2 separate regions of the Homo sapiens genome follow, and region 1 is linked to region 2. Evidence: chromatin loops called from intact Hi-C (ENCODE). Cell type or tissue: endothelial cell of umbilical vein. All regions are shown on one strand. Each heading gives the region's core, and the rest is flanking DNA. Links, peaks and the distances in the headings are about the cores only. Region 1 has its middle 62 kb from the start of MIR101-2. Region 2 overlaps INCR1 (interferon stimulated noncoding RNA 1).

Region 1 (2,823 bases), core at 280-2,779, 700 kb before region 2:
CAAAGTGTGGCAGGTGGGAATGATATATTGGTGGTGATGGTGAGATAGAGGTTTTTATGCCTCCATTTTGAATATTAATTTTCATAAAACACATATTTCTGTATAATTTGTTATTGTGGGCATTCCTGAGTCCTGAGAATTGATGTCATTTTATTTTATTTTATTTTATTTTGAGACAGTCTCACTCTCTGTTGCCCAGGCTGGAGTGCAGTGGTGTGATCTTGGCTCACTGCAACCTCTGACCCCTAGGTTCAAACGATACTTGTGCCTCAGCCTTCTGAGTAGCTGGGATTACAGGCGTGAGCCACCACACCCAGCTAAATTTTTTTGTGTGTTTTTAGTAGAGATGGGGTTTCACCATGTTGATCAGGCTGGTCTGTCTTGAACTCTTGACCTTAAATGATCTGCCCGCCTCGGCCTCCCAAAGTGCTGGGTTACAGGCATAAGCCACCGCACCTGGCCTGATGTGATTTTATATTATTATTGGTTATTGCTCATATAGGGAAACTATTGATTTCTGCATTGTCTGTCTTGAATCTTGCCATGTCATTAAATTACTTTATCTGTGCAAACGGGTTTTTAATTTTTGTAAGATTTTTAAAAATTAGATTTTTGCAAATAGTAACAGATTTACAGATTTTTCTTCCAGGGTATTTATCTTTACTTTTCTTGTCTTACATTGACTGTGTACAATGTTGAAAGATAGTGGTGAGAGAATACACATACTTCTTTTGTTTCTCTAACAGAAATGCTTCACCATTAAACGGATGGTTGTTTTAGTTTTCTGATTCTCTTTACCAAATTAAGAAAGTGTCATTTTCTTTAGAGCTTACTGAAGACACTAAAAAAAAATATGTATGGGGCCAGGCGCGGCGGCTAAAGCCTGTAATCCCAGCACTTTGGGAGGCCTAAGCAGGCAGATCTCTTGAGGTCAGGCGTTCGAGATCAGTCTGGCCAACATGGTGAAACCCCGTCTCTACTAAAAATACAAAAATTAGCTGGGCATGGTGGTGCGCGCCTGTAATCCCAGCTACTCAGGAGGCTGAGGCAGGAGAATCGCTTGAACCTGGGGAGTGGAGGCTGCAGTGAGCCAAGATCACACCACTGCACTCCAGCCTGGGCGACAAAGTTAGATCCTGTCTCGAAAAAAAAAAAGTGTGGCTGTTGCATTTTTTAAAAATATGCTGGAAACTGTTGAAGTGATGATATGATTTTCCTTCCTTAGTCTGTTAATGTGGTGAATTATGGTAAAATACACTAATAATATGTTAGGATGTATTTTACTTGGTTACGTTGTATTCTTCTTTTAATACTTTATTGAATTCAATTTGCTAATATCTTATTAAGGATTTTTATGTCTATATTCATAGGTGAGATTTGTCTACAATTTCCTCTCCCCATTGCCCCATTACTGTTTTATCTAGCTCTGGAAAGAGAGCAATACTAGTTTTGTTAACTAGCATGCTCTTTCTCTTTTTCTGTGAGCTGGAACAATTTAAATGACTCTGGAATGATCTGTCCTTTGTAAGTTTGATAGAACAGTTTGAGACTGGTACCTTTTAGGGGTGGAAGATAGATAACATTTTCAATTTAATTTGTAGTTAGTGGCATATTCAGATTTTCTAACTCTTCTTTAATCAATTTTGATAAATCACATTTTTGCTGTAGTAGACATCAGTAATTTTTGCCTGTGTAACAACATCATGTCCCTTAGGAAACTGCCCCTACATTCACAGTGATCCCATGATGGCTGCCACCCAAGGTGATCTGTTGCCTACTTAATTATAGGGATGGAGAAGACAAGATCCGAGGAGGGATAATCAGAATCTTTTCTTGGATTGATATATAGATATCAGAGGGGAAATGTTTCATTTTTCTATTTTGGTTCTTAAACTAGTAAGATGTGAGTTTGTGGCTATAGATGGCTGTGTTTCCCGGACACATGTAGAAAACCTGTCTGAGCTGAGCCAAGAGATGTAGTGGGAAAGAGTGAGAGAATTCTTAAGACACTGATACACTGGACCCAGCCAGGTATGGAGTGAGCACAGCCCTCTGGGCTTCTCAGGTTTTTGAGTCAATGTGTCATTTTTTTTTGCTTCATCTAATTTGAATTGAGTACTTGTTATTTGCATCCAAATCAGTACTAATAAATTTCTTAAATTTTCCAATTTATGTGTAGAAATAATATAGAAAACTCTTTTACAATTTAAAAAATATCTTCTGTAATTGCAGTTAAATCTCCTCTCTTGTTCCTAATATAGTATTATTTGGGAAAACATTTAAACATAGTTTTATTTGGGAAAATAATACTATATTAGGAATAAGAGAGGATATTTCTCTCTTATTCTCTTTCTCTGTTGCTTGATCATAGTTAACCATCCTTTTTGGTTCTTTAAGAACATGGATTTGTTAATCAAGACTTCAGTGATTTTGTAGGTATTTTGTTTTCTTCATTTGGGTTTCTTTTTCCTTCTATCTATTTTTATATGACTTTTCAATTTCATATAGTTTAACCATTTTTATTTTATTTTTGGAGACAGAGTCTCGCTCTGTCACCCACGCTGGAGTGCAGTGGTGCGATCTCGGCTCACTGCAACCTCCTCCTCCTGGGTTCAAGCAACTCTCCTGCCTCAGCCTCTCGAGTAGCTGGGACTACAGGCACACGCCACCACGCCCGGCTAATTTTTTGTATTTTAGTAGAGATGGGGTTTCACCATGTTGCCCAGGCTGGTCTCAAACTCCTGAGCTCAGGCGATCCGCCTGCCTTAGCTTCCCAAAGTGCTAGAATTACAGGCTTGAGCCACCGTGGCTGGCCTCCATTTT
Region 2 (2,823 bases), core at 311-2,810:
GGGGAAAAATGAAACTGGATTCCTACCCAACATGATACGTAAGTCAATTCTAGATGCATGCAAGACTTGGATGTGAAAGCTGATATTTTAAACATCTATAGGATAATATCTTTAGTTTCCTGGGGTAAAGAAAACACATACAAAACAAAAACAGGCTTGTCTGAAACTGAGAACACAAAACACCCCAAAAAACTTATCTAAAACTGAAGAGATTAACAAATTTGACTTTCTATTTTTCAAAATACTCCAAACAAGAATTTGTAGACAAGCGACAAGCCAGTAGTAGATATTTGCTATATATAACTAGTGGTACGCCCATACATGTTTTAAAAACCTAGCTTTGCAGAGATGAAAAAAGCCATGATTTGTTGGGTTTGATTCTTTTCAAGGTGGAAAAGTTTATTTCAAGCCACCAACATGATGTTGCTAAACATGAAGTTAGGAAGACATACACAAAATCTCTCAGACGAGTCTACACAAGCCAGCTCCAGTACACCACTGCATATAACACTAAAGGATTTGTTTCCAGAATGCATGAAGAACTCTTTCTATTTATCAATAATTAAATGACAAACAATGCCACAAAAAAGGGAGGCATGAATAGTCATTTTGCAAAAGAGGAAATATGAATGAAGAAAAAATACATGAAAAGATTCTCTACTTCACAGTGATCATATAAATGTAAATTAAGATTATAATGAGTAAACATATTATACTCTCCTGATGAACTAAAGTTAAGTATTACTGCTGGGTGCAGTGGTGGATGTCTGTAGTCCCAGTTACTTAGGAGGCTGAAGTAGGAGAATCACTTGAGCCCAGGAGTTTGACTCTAACCTGAGCAACATAGTGAGACCCTGTCTCTAAAAAACATTTAAAAAGAAATATTACTATATTAATTTTTCCCAAAGACAGATCAACGGGAACTCTTAAACAATGCTGGTGTGAACATAAATTGGCACAACCACCCTGGAATAGGATTTGGCATTATCTTACAAAGTTAAGTACTGTACATTCTACAATCCAGCAATATGTAAGCTCAGGTATATATTGTAGAGGAATGCTTGCACAAGTGCACCAGAAAATATGAACATGAATATGCACAGTAGCACTTTTTGTTAAAAACATAACAACCCAAATGTAATCAGTCAAGGTTTGTTCATAGAAGTAGAACTACTAAGATAAATTGACAAAACGGATTTAGAGACTTGACTGTATGCAATTGTGGAAGCTGGTTATACTCTCTAGGGGAGGCTGTTGTTTCTGTGTCTAGTGCTGGAGCTGAAGTTCACAGGACCAGTGGTCAGGAGGTAGAGAGCAGGAAGCGAGGACAAACTGGAATCCATGAGGATGGACTGGAATCTGCATTGGTCTCTCACCACCTCCAAACCTCTGGTGGAGGAGGAGTTAAACACACCTCTGACCCAAGAGTTAGAGAAGCTGAAGCATAAGATCCACAGGAGCTGGAGGAGCTATGGACCCTGCACCTACCTCCTGAGTGTTAGGAAATACAGCTAATTTCTTCACTTTCACTTTCCACATCAGGCAGAAAATGTCTCTCCAGGTTCATCTAGTCTATTTTCATATGAGAAGTTTAAGAGGCCCAGAGAAGTGAAGTGACTTGTTACCTAGAAGCCTGTTTTTAAAAAAAAAAAAAGTCTTATGCATCTGAAACTCTTCGTAAGAGAGTGCACGTCAGTATTTTTGATCTAGGTACAGGCTGTCCGAGGGATATTCTTGACTCATGTTCTTTTGCCAGTTGCCTCTGATTATATCACATAAGAGGGCTTAGGCAGCTTTGCAATAATAGTTCTACTAATTATTCTCCAAAGGAAATTCCTCATTCCACTGCAAATAGATGTGATCTTAAGACTGATTTCCCCCAGAATCACTACAATATACTCTTATCTAAATTTGAGCACAGCATCTAAATATTCATTTTATTTAAATGTGAATTGCTGCATTCGAGCTAAGGCCGAGTTCTCCATACGAGATCCAAATTTGGTACCAATTTGGTAACCATAATCCATGGTTACTCTGTGACTACTAATCTGGGGGAAAAAGAAAACACTCTTTGGCAGAAGAGGATAAGTACATTCCTAATTTTCATTTCCAGATTCTTAGCCACTCATCCAGGATGAATGTTAAAACCATTATCAAAACATAGCCTTAGAAATAAAATTGTTAGGGAGATAATAATAACTCTTTGTCAATGAATTTATTTTGAGCAATAATAATACAACAAAGTTCCAGTACTGCGAAAAAGTTTGGCTAATCTCAAGAACATTATAGCATATGCAACTTGAAGTAATTTCTTTATCTAAAAATATTGGGCCAAAAGAAACTAATTAGAGTTTAATGTAATTTTATATTAAGTGTCTTGCTGTGGTTTTAAGATTTTCAGTAATATACTTTATTTTAAATCATCTCAGTGATTTAAAAGAGTAACACTTTTAAATGATAAAAAAATTTTAATCATTTATCATTTTAAATGATAAAAATAAATTTTGAGTGGGAAACCCTTTTCATAAAGAAAAAAGAAAAAAAGAAATTTTTATCATTTTTAGTTTCACAAAATAACAAATTGGAAGGTAATAATGTAAATTTGTAAGCTTTTCGCTGCAAAAAACTGTCATAAAAATCTTTAGATGGTGTGTTTCATTACTGACTTTAAAATAAAATTTAATATAAAAATATAATTCATAGCTAACTTTTTCTGAAATGTGTTTCTTTTTTTACAAAGTGAGATGTATCAGTACTTCTTTCGTTTCTATGCAATAATATTGTCACTCTCCCTTTTCTTTTTTATTAACTGATTTGGACTCT

The links. A loop is a pair of places that touch in the nucleus more often than their neighbours do. Peaks named below come from ENCODE experiments on the same cell type or tissue, not always from the same donor. Only the 100,000 strongest peaks of a DNase experiment are listed, where the experiment ranks them.
Region 1: it touches region 2 in a loop (8-fold over the local background); 1 of 110 quality-filtered maps calls a loop at or near these places.

The regions. Positions count from the first base shown.
Region 1 is chr9:4,910,756-4,913,578 of GRCh38, forward strand. No RefSeq gene overlaps it. Among named protein-coding and RNA genes, the nearest start is that of MIR101-2, 62 kb to the left of the region's middle. In endothelial cell of umbilical vein, for the core only: no CTCF peak of the experiment used is centred there; no DNase peak of the experiment used is centred there.
Region 2 is chr9:5,607,453-5,610,275 of GRCh38, forward strand. The region is part of intron 1 of INCR1 (interferon stimulated noncoding RNA 1); the gene reads right to left. Among named protein-coding and RNA genes, the nearest start is that of RIC1, 20 kb to the right of the region's middle. RefSeq lists an enhancer at 1,572-1,621. In endothelial cell of umbilical vein, for the core only: no CTCF peak of the experiment used is centred there; a DNase peak (open chromatin) is centred at 1,509; H3K4me3 peaks cover 506 bases; H3K27ac peaks cover 504 bases.